4 separate regions of the Homo sapiens genome follow, and regions 2, 3 and 4 are each linked to region 1. Evidence: chromatin contacts called from ENCODE Hi-C or POLR2A ChIA-PET data. All regions are on one chromosome and are shown on one strand. The core of a region is the stretch at or near the end of the contact, and the rest is flanking DNA. Distances in the headings are between cores, read along the strand shown. Region 1 overlaps LOC105374945 (a long non-coding RNA gene). Region 2 overlaps LOC101928354 (a long non-coding RNA gene). Region 3 has its middle 450 kb from the start of LINC01108. Region 4 has its middle 180 kb from the start of JARID2-DT.

Region 1 (3,369 bases), core at 542-3,041:
AAATCTAGGACAATTTAAACATCAAAATAAATAACAATAGTAATGAATAATAAGCCACTGAGTGAAAAAAGATTCTCTGAGTCCATGCTGATATAAATAAAGAAAGAAATAAATAAGGGAAAGGAGAAAGTTCATGCTAACAGGAAATGCCAGCTGATAAATGTGAATAATAAAATTAGAAAAACAAGCATTTGATTATTACTGTGATAATGATTAACTCATTCAAGAATCATCAAGCCAGGGCCCAGCATGGTGGCTCACACCTGTAATCCCAAAGGTTTGGGAGGCCAAGGTAGGAGGATCACTTGAGCCCACGAACTTAAGACCAGCCTGGACAACAAAGTGAGACCCCATCTCTACAAAAAAAAAAAAAATTTAAAAATTAGTTAGGCATCGTGCACACCTGTAGTCTGTTACTCAAGAGGCCGAGGTGAGAGGATCCTCTTGTAACTTGAGTTCAAGGCTACAGTGAGCTACAGTGAGCCACGTTCACACCACTGAATTCCAGTCTGGGCAACAATAACAACAACAACAAAATATAAATGGATGCTAAAAATAATGGATAATAGTTTGTTGAGAAACAGAATACTTGTATAGTCTGGAATTATCTCCCCACATTGTACTTATTAATTGCAAAGGGAAAAATAATAATTTTACAATATAGAAACCTGGTAGACGAATAAAGTGATCAAAATCTATCCTCTATAATGAGACAAACTGACATTATAAGTCTTCTATATAAAACACTGAGAAGTGCTTTAAATCTTTGATATAAAACATGACCCTGACCAGGCATAGTGGCTCACACCTGTAATCCCAGCACTTTGGAAGGCCGAGGTGGGTGGATCACCTGAGGTCAGGAGTTCGAGACCAGCCTGGCCAACACGATGAAACCCTGGCTCTACTAAAAATACAAAAATTAGCCAGGTGTGAGGGAAGGTGCCTGTAATCCCAGCTACTCAGGAGGCTGAGACAGGAGAATCACTTGAACCTGGGAGGCGGAGGTTGCAGTGAACAGAGATCATGCTGCTGCACTCCATCCTGGATGACAGAGCGAGACTCCATCTGTTCTGTAGATCTGAAATTAGTTCAAAATGTAGATGTTTAGGAAATAAATTAACTGAACCCTGATTCATGGATGTATTATGATTTTCTCATTGTATAGACCTGACACAAATTAGGTACATTCTATGGCACATCTCATTTAGGGAAATTAAAGGGAAAAAGGTACATTCGGGAAAAGGTGAGCACAGGGATGAAGACACCATCTCCATATCCCTCGGCTGCTTCATTAACAGCCTGTTATTTTACAGCGAGGCCAGTGACACCTTGTCTATGCTTGAGTTTTCTCCACAACACAAGCAAAGTATGATGAACAGTATGATGCGGTACTAGCTCCACAGTACCATGGGAACTAGCTAGAGATTTCTCACCTGCTCCTTCATGTAACCTTTTGGCTTTTTGTTCCTGTCCTCTATTTATGAAAGAAGTAAAATGATAAGAAAGCATGCACAGTTTGTGATAGTGGATTAGCAGGTCACAAGCAGGTCTGTCTACCCTCCTTCCAGGACATCCGAGTTTCACCTTTGAAATTACAATGGTGGATCTGTCCCCTCCCCGATCTAACATTTTAATGTCCTCCTTTAGGCTTTAGACATCAGTGTCCAGACGTCCTATGAGTGGAGTCTCCAGCACCCACAGAAGTGGCTCCCTGTTGTCCCTGTGGTTCCCCAAATGTCACTGCTCTTCCCCAGCAAGAATTTGGCCGTGGCTTGATCCGAAGCAGCTGTTGCATGGCGCAACAGTGCAGAACAGTTTGGGACAGGAAGTGAAAGAGACCACATCCTCTTGAAACTGCAGGGAAAGTTTATTAGGCCTCGTATCATGGCTTCACATTGTTAGGAAGTGGCAGTTGGACTCTCCTCTGCCTCAGGAGTTTGGATGAGGCATTGGTCACTGTGTTGTCTGCCTCTTGACTTTCATCTGGAGAAGAATGCCAATGCCTACCCCGGCGCTTGACCAGAAAACTCCTTAGACAGTCACTCTGAAGGCTCCTAGAAAGTGAAAATCGTGAAAACGTATTGAAGGCCTGCTATGCCTCTGTCTGAGCACTTAAAACACTTAGAATTTGAGAATCCTGGAGCCACTTAAAATTGGCCTTGGAGTCTGATATGGTTTGGCTCTGTGTCTCCACCCAAATCTCATGTCGAATTGTAATCCCCAGTGTTGGAGGAGGGGCCTGGTGGGAGGTGACTGGATCATGGGAGTGGATTTCCCCTTTGCTGTTCTTGTGAGAGTGAGAGTTCTCACAAGGTCCGGTTGTTTAAGGGTGTAGCATCTCCCCCTTGTCTCTCTTCCTCCTGCTCTGGCCGTAGAAGACGTGCCTGCTTCCCCTTCCCCTTCTGCCATGATTGAAAGTTTCCTGAGGTCTCCCCAGCCATGCTGCCTGTACAACCTCTGGAACCATGAGCCAATTAAACCTCTTTTCTTTATAAATTACCCAGTTTCAGGTATTTCTTTATAGCAGTGCAAGAACAGACTAATACAGAGCCCATTTCACCCAATCTGACAATCTAGTTGCAGACAAAACATACACACTAGCAAATATCCTTGCAGTTCCAGGCCATGAATTTAAGAAGTCAGATGTACGGTAGCAGTCGTTAAGTGCAGGAGGCACAGGAAAAGCTGTGATTATGGAAATCTTAGGACTGCCCTCCTATACCCAAAGAGAGGAAGGTGAGGAACCCTGTCCCCAAAACCTTAATTTCCAGAACAAGCCCTCCACCTGAGGAAACAGGAATTAACAGGCAACAAAGATAAAAGGGGAGATGGGTTCAGGGTCTTAGGGCTAGGGAAGGAGAGGAGCAGGTGGCAAGTTGAGAGGGAAGGTTTAATAACATGAGATTGCCTCGGTTCAACAAAGAAGCTCCTAATCTCGAAGCTGAGTCTCTTACACATGTGAGTTTTTAATCAGAGGCCCCAAAACAGTAATCAATCTGTAGTTTCCACCAACACAAATGAGACGCATGGGAAGGAAGGAAGTAGGAAAGAAGTATTGCTTTGTTTTTGGTTTGTTGGGGCTTTTTTCTTTTCTCCTCTGGTCCACCTAAATCGGTTTGTGTGCTTAGCCCATTGCCTGAGGTATTGTTTGCATTGTCTTTCTCCTCTAGCCTCCCCCAGCTACCATCCCCTTCATCTCACATCCAAAGCTCTGGATGTGGGTTCGATAGGAAGATGGCAAACACCAGCATGTACCCTAGATCAGACATAAGGAGTAGAGCCTGTCTGGCAAGCCACCAAGCTTGGCTCTCTTGGAGGTTCTGCAAAGGGAGATAAAATGTGCCTTTTGCAGTGAAATGTTTGTGGACT
Region 2 (3,369 bases), core at 498-2,997, 200 kb before region 1:
CTGAAGAGATGAGTCGCAGCAGTGGAACCCAACAGCTGCCACTGTAATTCAGGGAGCGTCCCCATAATCTGGCAGGGCAGAGTGGAACCTGTCATCCCCAGGAATTAGGGACAATTCAACCTGCAACCCTCAGAAGTTAGGTCTCCAGTAACTGCTACTGTTAAGAAAGTCCTCTCTTGCCTCTTCCTGGTTTGCAAATGTTGCTAGCCCTCTTGGATTAGCGAGCTAGGCCCCGTCTCGGAAGCGAGGTGTGGCACTTCACCCAGCAGACACACCCTCACAGACAGTCCCCATGTAGATGACAAGAAAAAGCTGACAACCAACGGTCCCAGGCTCTTCCATTATGATTGAAGCTCATGGGAGCTCGGCATCACTTAAAATGTTCTGTAAAGTTCTCAGGATGGTATTTAATAAGGCAGCAATTCAGTGTCAGTTCAAAAGCCATTTGGGGTGGAAATGGAGGGTAAAGTTGAGATGTCATAAACTCAGTAGCTTCCAAATTTTATTACAGGCTTTTTCAGGTCTAACAATAGCAATTTGGAGAAGGGAGAGAAAAGACATTACTCAGTCTTCAAAAGTACACCCCAAACTCATGCGAACTGTGAGCTGACACTGCCATCTGCTCTCCCTGACATGTGGTGTGGGAAGCATGATTACCATTTTCCTCTAAGGCCAGCGTCCTCTTTAGGATTCTCCCTCTAGCACCGGGCCTAGGACAGTCTTAATCCTGACAGTCCAGAACTTCAATTTTACTATTCACTCAACAAATACTTTTCAAGCATTTATATGCGCCAGACACTGTTATAAAGTCTGGGATGTAGCAATCACTAAAGTAGGAAAAGTTCTGCCTTGTTGGGGTGTTTATTTGCTAGTTAGGGGGACACAGGAATTAACAAATAATCAAGTATGAATAAACAGACTATCAGATGGTGATAGGTGCTATGGAAAAAGCAAGGCAGATTAAGAAGGACAGAAATCATCCAGGCAGGGGTGGGGGGAGTGGGGGATGTGGATTATGTGGTGCGGTCAGGGAAGGTCTCACTGAAGAGGTAACATCTCAGGAAGACCCAAGCAGGGGAAAGAGAGGCCATGTAGAATTGCAGGGCAGGGTTTTTCAGGCAAAGGGATCAGAAAGGGCCAAGACTGTGAGGCAGGAGAGGGATTGGTGTGTTTACAGAACAGCAAGGGGCCAAAAGGAGCGAGGAATGACGGTGACAGTGGAAGGAGCTAAGACAGGAGAGGTGGCCGGAAGCCAGATCGCTTGCAACCTTGCAAACCATTTTAAGGACTTCACCTTTAACTCAGCACATCAGTCAGGGCCTAACCAGGAGACAGAAGCCACACCAGTTATTTTAACACGGCTAATTTAATATAAAGAATAATTTTCTAGGAATAAAGTCTTAACCAGGTAACTGAAAGAGTAAAAAGACAACTCTAAGGTGTCTTTCGTATAACAACTTCAGGAAGCTCCACCCCTGGGGCTGGCAGAAGAAAAAGGGGGCTGTCGGATAATTAAAATTTAGAAGCTTAGAAAACAGTCCCATGGGGCTAGAACCCAAACCTCAAAGATGGGGCAATGGCAGTCAGTGCTGTGGCCCTAAAAAGGCACAATGAGTCTGGTTCTTGAGTGTAGGAAAAATTGCAACGTAGATTGAACAGCTGCTACAGGAAGAAACTGCTGCTGCCAAGATGAAGCAGCAGTACTGGGGTGCTGCACACAGGAGCCACAGGCAGACAGGATACCCATGGGAAAGAGTAGGAGCCTCTCTAGCAACCCCTACTGGCTGAGTGCAACAAGGAGCCCAACAAAGGAGAAATGCAGTGTTCAGGGGCCCAGCATAGAATCAAGTATTGAAGGAAGGCTTTGGAGCTGAAAGATGATAACTTACTAACTGGAACTCTCTGAATGAGATAAGATTTTGAGCAAGGAAGTGACAAAAGCTGACTCACTCTGACATCTGTGTTGAAAACAGACAGTAGAGGAGCAGCAACAGTGGAGGAGGGAAGGAGTGGATGGATTCTGAATACAGGCATCCCACTGGATTTGCTGATGGTGTCCATGTGAGCTGTGAAAGAGAGGAGTCAAGGGTGACTCCTTCATCGAGGCCTGAGTAACTGAATGGAGACAAATTTACTGAGGGAGCAGGGAGAGCAAGGGGGCAAGAACAAGCTTGTTAGGTCAGCTTAGGTGTGAGGTGCCTGTTAGAAATTCAACTGAGGGGCTGGGCGCCTGTAATCCCAGCACTTTGGGAGGCTGAGGCGGGTGGGTCACCTGAAGTCAGGAGTTTGAGTCCAGCCTGGCCAACATGGTGAAACCCCACCTCTATTAAAAATACAAAAATTATCTGGGTGTGGCAGACACCTGTAGTCCCAGCTACTCAGGAGGCTGAGGTGGAAGAATTGCTTGAGCCCAGGAGGCAGAGGTTGCAGTGAGCCAAGATCGTGCCACTACACTCCAGCCTGGGTGACAGAGTGGGACTCCATCTCAAAAAAAAGAAAGAAAGAAATTGGACTGACAATGACAGCAGGCAGTTGCATCCCCAAGCCTGGGGAGGGTTTAAGTTAGAGATATAAATTTGAGGCTCACCCATCATATAGATGGATTTTAAAGCCACATGATTGAATGAGATCATGCGTGTCATCTCAACGTCACTTAGAATATGACATGGCTAAGAATCAGCTCTGGAATCAGAATGATGTCAATTTGAATTCAAACTCTATCGTCACTGGATTTTCTCAGATGTTCTAAGCCCTGATTCCCTCATGTGTAACCTAGAGATGATACTAATCATGCTGACTACACTGATCTTATGTACGGATTAGATTCAGTAACGTAAGGAAAGCCCTTACACCAGTGCCTGATATCAACTCTTATAAATAAGAGTTATTATCATTATCATAGTTTTATGATATTATTAGTAGTCAAAGATAGCCAGAGCCTAGAAAATTAGGCTTCTAAGACCCAAAAGCAAAGAGACCTGAATTGTACTAAAAAGACAACTTATTAATTGTAGGAGAAGATACAGTGGCATCTTATGTGAAATAGGTATATAAACCATGACTCTGAATTACTGTGGCTTTCCTTTTACAGATACATTTATTCGGAGTACTAAAAATTTTTTTTTTTTTTTTTTTTTTTTTTTTTTTTGTAGAGACAGGGTCTCATGTATTGACCAGGCTGGTCTCCAACTCCTGGCCTCAGTGTCCCAAAGTGCTGGGATTCAGGTGTGAGCCCCCATTCCCTACCTCAAATGGTTTCTAATCAGGCCAATTCTCCTGACCTGTAACAGAGCCTGCCCTAGCTCTCAGAATTCTGCTGCAGAATGGGCTAGCAGTCAAGTTTGTTCTTCTCCATGAGAAGGTTTAGCA
Region 3 (3,369 bases), core at 485-2,984, 180 kb before region 1:
TCCTGACATTCTTTGCATCAGCACAGTCACCCCTGTTAGTCATCTCCTACCAATTTTCTCTCTTTGTACTCTTTCAGGAAGTCATGTTTTTGCTCAGGTAAAAGAGGTGTAGGAAGAGCGTTCTGCCTATTTGATGATTCATCTCTTTGCTTTTTGCCATTTCTAAATGTTAGGGGGGAAAATCCTTTTGTTACGGGCTTTAGCGAATGGGCTTGGTCAATGGGGTGAGAGAAGCTGCCATAAGCCACTTTCAACTTAGAGCAGAAGCAATCTTTTATCGGTCTTTCTTATTCTTTTGAAGACTAGCATCGTGATTCTCAGGGCCACTGGAATCCACGAGACTGACTTCCCTGAGGAGAGACTGCCTTCTAATGGCGTGACCATCTGCTCCACTTCCTTCGTGTTTGGTCAGTGAATCACGGCAAGTCACAGGCCACCTGAGCATTCTACTCACTTCTTTTGGATGCATCCAGGCCAAAGGCTCAGAGTGTGTTTGAGTTGAGATAGATCTGAGCATATTCAGTTAAATGAGGCCCTCAAAGAGTATGATGGGGAATTATGCCCCACTGCCTCCCAAACTTCAAATGTTGAAGCCCTAACCCTTAGAGCCTCAGACAGTAACTCTATTCGGAGATAGGGTCTGTAAAGAGGTAATTAAGAAAAGGAGCAAAAATGGAGCAAGTTTCCTTCTCCCTTGCGCTATTTCTAAGGTCATGTTATAAAAATCAAATGGAGAATACCTGTCAAACAGTTGATCAAGCAGTGAGGAGAAAGAGAAATAATATTAATTCAAAGGGCATGCTTCAACCCATAGTCAGAACAATCTATTAGTTAATCAAGCAAGATTTATTGATACTCACCAAGAGACTGAATATACAAATGGACAACGGCCAAGCCATAATTAAAAACAACTCCAACCTACAATCTACAGCAGCCAGCCCAGGACACCAACCCATTAGCAACAGCAATCGGCCCAGGAAGCCAGCCTGCTATCATCAGCCAGACCTCTAGAAGTCTAACCACTATCTCTATCAACAAGTTAGGAAGCCAAACAATAACCCCTGTAAGAATCAGCTCCAAATGGCCAGAACTTGACTGACAATGGACAGCCTCCCTGATTTTTGTCCCTGCTTCCAACTTAGGACAAACCAGAGAAAGGCAAATATGCACCCTAAGCAATCACATAGGCATCTGTGCTTCTAGTGAACCACCTCCAGCTTCCCACACCAACAGCCTCCAATCAGCACATACCTGGAGCCTCCCTTTTTTCTACTATGAAGTTTTCCCACTCCTCTGCCCGCATTTGAGTCTCTGCCAAAACACAAACGATAGTAGCTCTGAATAAACAGCCTGTGCTTATTCTTATTTGGTTGGTCTTCATTTATTTCCACACTTCCAAATGCAAGTAAATGTTATGCTAGGCCCTTGAATGGTCAGGGAAAATACAAGGAGATATACGACATGGTCCTTATGCCTAATAAACTTAAAATCTTTGGGACTGGAGATAAAATGCACAAAAAGCAAGAACCACCACCACAATGACTAAGCAAATAATAAAGCCAGTCAGGAATAGTAAGTCTCAAATGCAAGTTCCAGATACTGGACGTAGAAGTCTGGAGAAGAGAGATTACTTTTGGCTGGGGAGGTCAGATATGAACTGAACTTCAGCACACACAAAGGAATTATTCTAGTAATTATTGGGTTCCCCCTTGCTCACATGGTTACTCACACTTGAAAGTTTGCGGTAACAAGAAGGAGCCTTGGCAGGAAGTTTGTTTGTTCCATGACTGCTTTTACTGTCACATGAAGAGTGAGTGGTTGATTTACTGAGAAGTCCCCCTTGTTACCCTTCATAAGCCCCAAGTGAGTCAGGACCTTCCCTTGGTCATCAAACTGGAGACAGGACACCCTTGCCCAGTTAGCATTTTAGTTCAGCTTGCCTGGGTTCTCATTCCAAATTCCTGCCCCCAAATCCTTGGTCACCCCCAAGAGTAGATCTTTATCCACAACAGGCCACTGTTGAACCTAAGGTTTCCCAGAGGAAACCAGAAAAGACTTCCCTTATGTTGGGGTTTTAGGGTACCCAATAAATAGGACCCCTCTTTCCTGCCCAACTTCTGAGCCAATTAAGAGGAATAGGAATCAGGCAGATAGAGGGAAAATATCACCATTCTTTTAAGTTGACAAAGTCTTGGTTGGTGGCTATCATTTCAGGTCCTTGGGCTTGTTAATATTGTACCACTGATGGCAAACAGAAACTTTGCAACATGGAGATTTACCACTTAAAAGTTAAGGCTTGGAGGGGCAGAGGATGTTTACTTTCCTCAGGCTCTTCCCAGAGAGAAAGGAATAGGTGAGGCGTACATCTTCCATTGCTTCTCCCAGGCCGACTGAAGTTCCTCTTCCTCCAATGAAGTGAAGGAGAGAGAGGATGCAGGCGGCCAGGGGATTTACTCAATGGAAACATGTCCCCAATAGAAACAAGGACAGCAGGGAACAAATGTTCCCATCAGCTACCTACAACAGGTAAGGCTAAGTCTCTGTGGGGTTGAGGTCCCTTGCCCCCAGCGCACATACACACACACACACACACACACACACACACACACACACACAGCCACCAATGCCATGCTCATGCTTTGTATAGTTTTGGGATTTGTGACAACTTTTAAGTCTGAGGGGAATGAATGTACTCATGAAGAAAATCTCCACCGTTAAGGAAATGCCCTTGGTGTGGACTAGTGCTAGAGGCACAGACCTTGAGTAGGGAGTCCTGAATTCCTATCCCAGTGCTGAGTTAAGCAGCTCTATAGTTATTCAAGGTCTCTTGCCCTCCATGTGCTCTGTCCTCAGTTATGCACTGGAGATCAGAATACCTGTCCTGCCAAGTGTGTGAAAGACAAGATAAAACCAGAAAGGGCCTCTGAATAACCCAGCTCCACTTCACAGAAGCACTGGGGTGGTTCCATATTCAGAGAAAATAGTAATGTTTTTCTTGAAAAATAGAGTAGATGTGAAGCAACTTTCTGTCACTTCTCAGTACTTTTTTAGCACCAGAGAGTTTATCCAAGGTGGACCCCATCAAAGTGAAACAGAAGGGAGGGGTGGGGAGGTCCCCCTAACCCATAAGCTTAAGGGTTGGGTGTTACTGACTCCATTTGGAGAACACGCAGCCAGGGGCTTAATGACACATTTTGATTGATTACACTGGTAACTCTGAAACCTGGTACAGATTACCTTTTGCCCTCAGTGGGGCTTTACCTGAATCATTCCTCTAGAGCAAGAAAGCTGAACATCATTACTTTCAGAGTGATAAATCAGAGAAGGGTAGGAATTGAAAGGGCACTCGACTTTTTCTTCAACTTCTTG
Region 4 (3,369 bases), core at 504-3,003, 150 kb after region 1:
CCTTCCAAATTCGTGGGATTACAGGTGTGAGGCACTGTGCCTGGCTGCCTTTTTTTTTTTTTTTTTTTTTTTGAGACAGGGTGTTATTCTGTTTCCCAGGCTGAGTGAAGTAGTGGCTCACTGTAGCCTCAACTTCCCAGGCTCAAGCGATCCTCCCACCTCGGCCTCCTGAGTAGCTGGGACCACAGGCATGCACCATCATGTCCTGTTATTTTTTGTAGAGATGGGGTCTCACTATGTTGCCCAGTCTGGTCTGAAACTGCTGGACTCAAGATCCTCCCACCTCAGCCTTCCAAATTATTGGGATTACAGACATGAGCCACCATGCCCAGCTTAGGACTCATTTTTATTCCATCAGTCTCTGCCCAAAAACTTTCAGTGATTTTTTGTTGTTTAAGACATGTAACCCAAACCCTTCATTTTATAATCCTGGCAGCCTGTCACCCAGCTCAAATCATGACTTCCCGGCACAAAGCTTGTGCTGCAGTCCATCTGTCTCCCTGATCCGTCCCTTATAGAAAGTGAACACCTGCTCTTGCCACAGCTGTCACATGGAGGGACTCCGCCCAGGCCCCTCAGTCTACAAAATTCCAACCGTTCTTGAGAACTTGCTCATTTGCCACACTTCCCTAAGCTGAACATCTAAAGGTAATTCTTCAGGGTCAAAAACTGGGCCTTCCCATATTAAGAGGCATCCCAAGAATGATGACATCACATGTCCTTCTAAGGAATCGAACACTAGCGATTGTGAACTCCAGCAAGAAGATGTTTTGTCTTTGAGATGAGTAATGAGGAGAAAATGGCGTGACGATGGCATTACACGGATAAGGGTCTATTATTCCTTATCCACAATGCTGAAATTCAAGAAGCTCCCCAAACCACAACTTACTACATAACTCATTGCATGTCAAGGCCTGACCTGGCCTGAACTGACATGAGCCTATTTATAGACATTGTCTCATTCCATGTGCATATCTATCCTTTGGCTTCAGAAATAGTAAGATGCTTGATTGCACAATACTGCAGGAGAGTCCACCAGCAGTGGTAGGTAACACCCTGAGTCCTGAAAGCCATGTGGCTCCAAGGATTTCAGATATGGAACTATGGGCCTGTGGTGACTATGATCCTGGTTTTAATGCTCATGTTCATGTTCATGTTCCCCAGCGCTGCATTTATTCTTAGCTTGAGCTTATTTGTGGGATCAGCCTGATTATGGTCGCTGAAAAATCTTTGTCAGAGGCAGTTGGGATAACCAGCCGTGGGCAAATGAAACAAGAAAAGTCAACCAGAGACCAGAGGCTAGCATGTGGCCTAATTCCTCCCCTGGTCTCAATCTTATCACCATGGCCCATCAGAGGTGCTACCTCCTGGCCCTGCCTCACACACCTCCACCCCCAGACATCTTGGGTCTACAGATACTTTAAGAGCCCTGGAAGCACAATTGAAGCTTGCCGGGTGTGGTGGCTCATGCTTGTAATCCCAGCACTTTGGAAGGCAGAGGTGGGCCAATCATTTGAGCTTAGGAGTTTGAGACCAGCCTGGACAACATGGCGAAACTCCATCACCATGAAAAATACAAAAATTAGCTAGGTACAGTGGCATGAGCCTGTAGTCCCAGCTACTTGGAAGGCTGAGGTTGGAGGATCCATTGAGCCTCAGAGGCAGAGGTTGCAGTGAGTCGAGATGGTGCCATTGCACTCCAGCCTGGGTGGCATGAGTGAAACCCTGTCTCAACACACACACACACGCGCATGCACGCACTTCCCTTTTTTAGAGACAGGATCTCATTCACTCAGTCACCCAGACTGGAATGCAGTGCTGCAATAATAGCTCACTGCAGCCTTGAACTCCTGGGCTCAAGTGACCTCAGCTTCCCAAAGTGCTGGGATTACAGGCATAAGCCACCCCACCCAGCCTACATGTGGGGTTTTGGAAGGCAGATCTGGGCCTGTCCACCAACTCTTCTACCAATAAGATGCACGCCTGGGAACAATCTAACTCATTCTCACTTGCCTCATCATTTAAATGGTTATAATTATAATAATTGCTTCTGACATTACTTTTCAGGGTCAAATAATAGAATCAATATGGTAGTTCCATGTAAGTAGTAAGATGATATACAAATGTCATAGTATTTTTATTATTTTTTATGAGCCCATATAGAGAAGAGATATTATTTTTTAAGGTCAGAATATCACTTATACTGGAATACTTATTTGTTAGGATAATACTTCTCAAATATACTTTCTTTTTTTCTTTCTTTTTTTGGAGAAAGAGTCAGAGTCACCCACCCAGGCTGGAATGCAGTGGCGCAATCCAGGCTCACTGCAACCTTCAGCTCCTGGGTTCAAGTGATTCTCCTGCTTCAGCCTCCTGAGTAGCTGGGATTACAGGCAAGCGCTACCACACCAGGCTAATTATTTTGTATTTTTAGTGGAGACAGAGTCTCACCATGTTGCCCAGGCTGGTCTTGAACTCCTGCACTCAAGCAACCCACCCACCTCTGCCTCCCAAAGTCCTGGGATTACAGGCATGAGCCACTGAGTCCAGCCCTTACTTATTTTTTTTATATTTAAAATAAAAATTTTTTCAATATAGAGACAGGGTCTCCCTATGTTGCCCAGGCTGGTCTCAAACTCCTGGGCTCAAGCAATCCTCCCACCTCAGCCTCCCAAATTGCTTGGATTCCAGGCATGAGCCACCACACGCAGCTGCAAATTTATTATCACGTTATTGTTTCAAAAGATACTCCGCTATTAAAATTGAGCAGTCAGAGTCTTTTTTCACTTTTCAGGAAAAAATAAAATCAATGACAGAATTTTCTAAGATTTGGCTGGGCGCGGTGGCTCACGCCTGTAATCCCAGCACTTTGGGAGGCCGAGGCAGGCGGATCACGAGGTCAGGAGATCGAGACCATCCAGGCTAACACAGTGAAACCCCGTCTCTACTAAAAATACAAAAAATTAGCCGGGTGTGGTGGTGGGCGCCTGTTGTCCCAGCTACTTGGGAGGCTGAGGCAGGAGAATGGCGTGAACCCCGGAGGCGGAGCTTGCTTGCAGTGAGCCAAGATTGCGCCACTGCACTCCAGCCTGGGCAAAAGAGTGAGACTCCGCCTCAAAAAAAAAAAAAAAAGAATTTTCTAAGATTTACCAGCATTTACCAGATTTACCAGAATTTTCTAGATTTACCGTCAGTTAGGTTTTTCTATTGGGGTTGGATTCCACTTGTCTTTTAAGAAACATATAAGTCGGATGAGATTTGATAAAATTATTAAGTACTTGGCCAGGTGTGAGCCCATTCACTATCAACTGTCACGAGAACAGCATGAGGGTGACCTCCCCCATGATCCAATCACCTCCCACCAGGTCC

The links. A loop is a pair of places that touch in the nucleus more often than their neighbours do. ChIA-PET counts read pairs that join two places held with the same protein, here RNA polymerase II (POLR2A). Pooled maps may share reads with other maps.
Region 2: a loop to region 1 is called in a pooled map, with 2.3 times the contacts of the local background. The contact joins two enhancer-like sites. A Hi-C loop is called at or near these places in 2 of 37 single-sample maps with no recorded cell type and 3 of 50 pooled maps. POLR2A ChIA-PET finds 5 or more read pairs at or near these places in 1 of 52 experiments (endothelial cell of umbilical vein).
Region 3: a map with no recorded cell type shows a loop between it and region 1 (13-fold over the local background). The contact joins two enhancer-like sites. A Hi-C loop is called at or near these places in 1 of 168 maps with a recorded cell type or tissue (CD14-positive monocyte), 5 of 37 single-sample maps with no recorded cell type and 4 of 50 pooled maps.
Region 4: a loop to region 1 is called in a pooled map, with 1.9 times the contacts of the local background. The contact joins two enhancer-like sites. A Hi-C loop is called at or near these places in 3 of 168 maps with a recorded cell type or tissue (CD14-positive monocyte, gastrocnemius medialis and psoas muscle) and 5 of 50 pooled maps. POLR2A ChIA-PET finds 5 or more read pairs at or near these places in 5 of 52 experiments (A673, B cell, HEK293 and 2 more).

The regions. Positions count from the first base shown.
Region 1 is chr6:14,909,025-14,912,393 of GRCh38, forward strand. The region is part of intron 2 of LOC105374945 (a long non-coding RNA gene); the gene reads right to left. Among named protein-coding and RNA genes, the nearest start is that of JARID2-DT, 330 kb to the right of the region's middle. RefSeq lists enhancers at 1,599-1,658, 2,349-2,408. Within about 2 kb of position 1,792, at least 11 of the 41 ENCODE cell types and tissues checked have a DNase peak (open chromatin) inside an H3K27ac peak, as active enhancers do; they include CD14-positive monocyte, where a contact is called at or near this core.
Region 2 is chr6:14,709,469-14,712,837 of GRCh38, forward strand. The region is part of intron 1 of LOC101928354 (a long non-coding RNA gene); the gene reads right to left. Among named protein-coding and RNA genes, the nearest start is that of LINC01108, 430 kb to the left of the region's middle. Within about 2 kb of position 1,748, at least 6 of the 41 ENCODE cell types and tissues checked have a DNase peak (open chromatin) inside an H3K27ac peak, as active enhancers do.
Region 3 is chr6:14,733,202-14,736,570 of GRCh38, forward strand. No RefSeq gene overlaps it. Among named protein-coding and RNA genes, the nearest start is that of LINC01108, 450 kb to the left of the region's middle. RefSeq lists an enhancer at 1-847 and a silencer at 3,121-3,200. Within about 2 kb of position 1,735, at least 8 of the 41 ENCODE cell types and tissues checked have a DNase peak (open chromatin) inside an H3K27ac peak, as active enhancers do; they include CD14-positive monocyte, where a contact is called at or near this core.
Region 4 is chr6:15,061,852-15,065,220 of GRCh38, forward strand. No RefSeq gene overlaps it. Among named protein-coding and RNA genes, the nearest start is that of JARID2-DT, 180 kb to the right of the region's middle. Within about 2 kb of position 1,754, at least 6 of the 41 ENCODE cell types and tissues checked have a DNase peak (open chromatin) inside an H3K27ac peak, as active enhancers do; they include CD14-positive monocyte, where a contact is called at or near this core.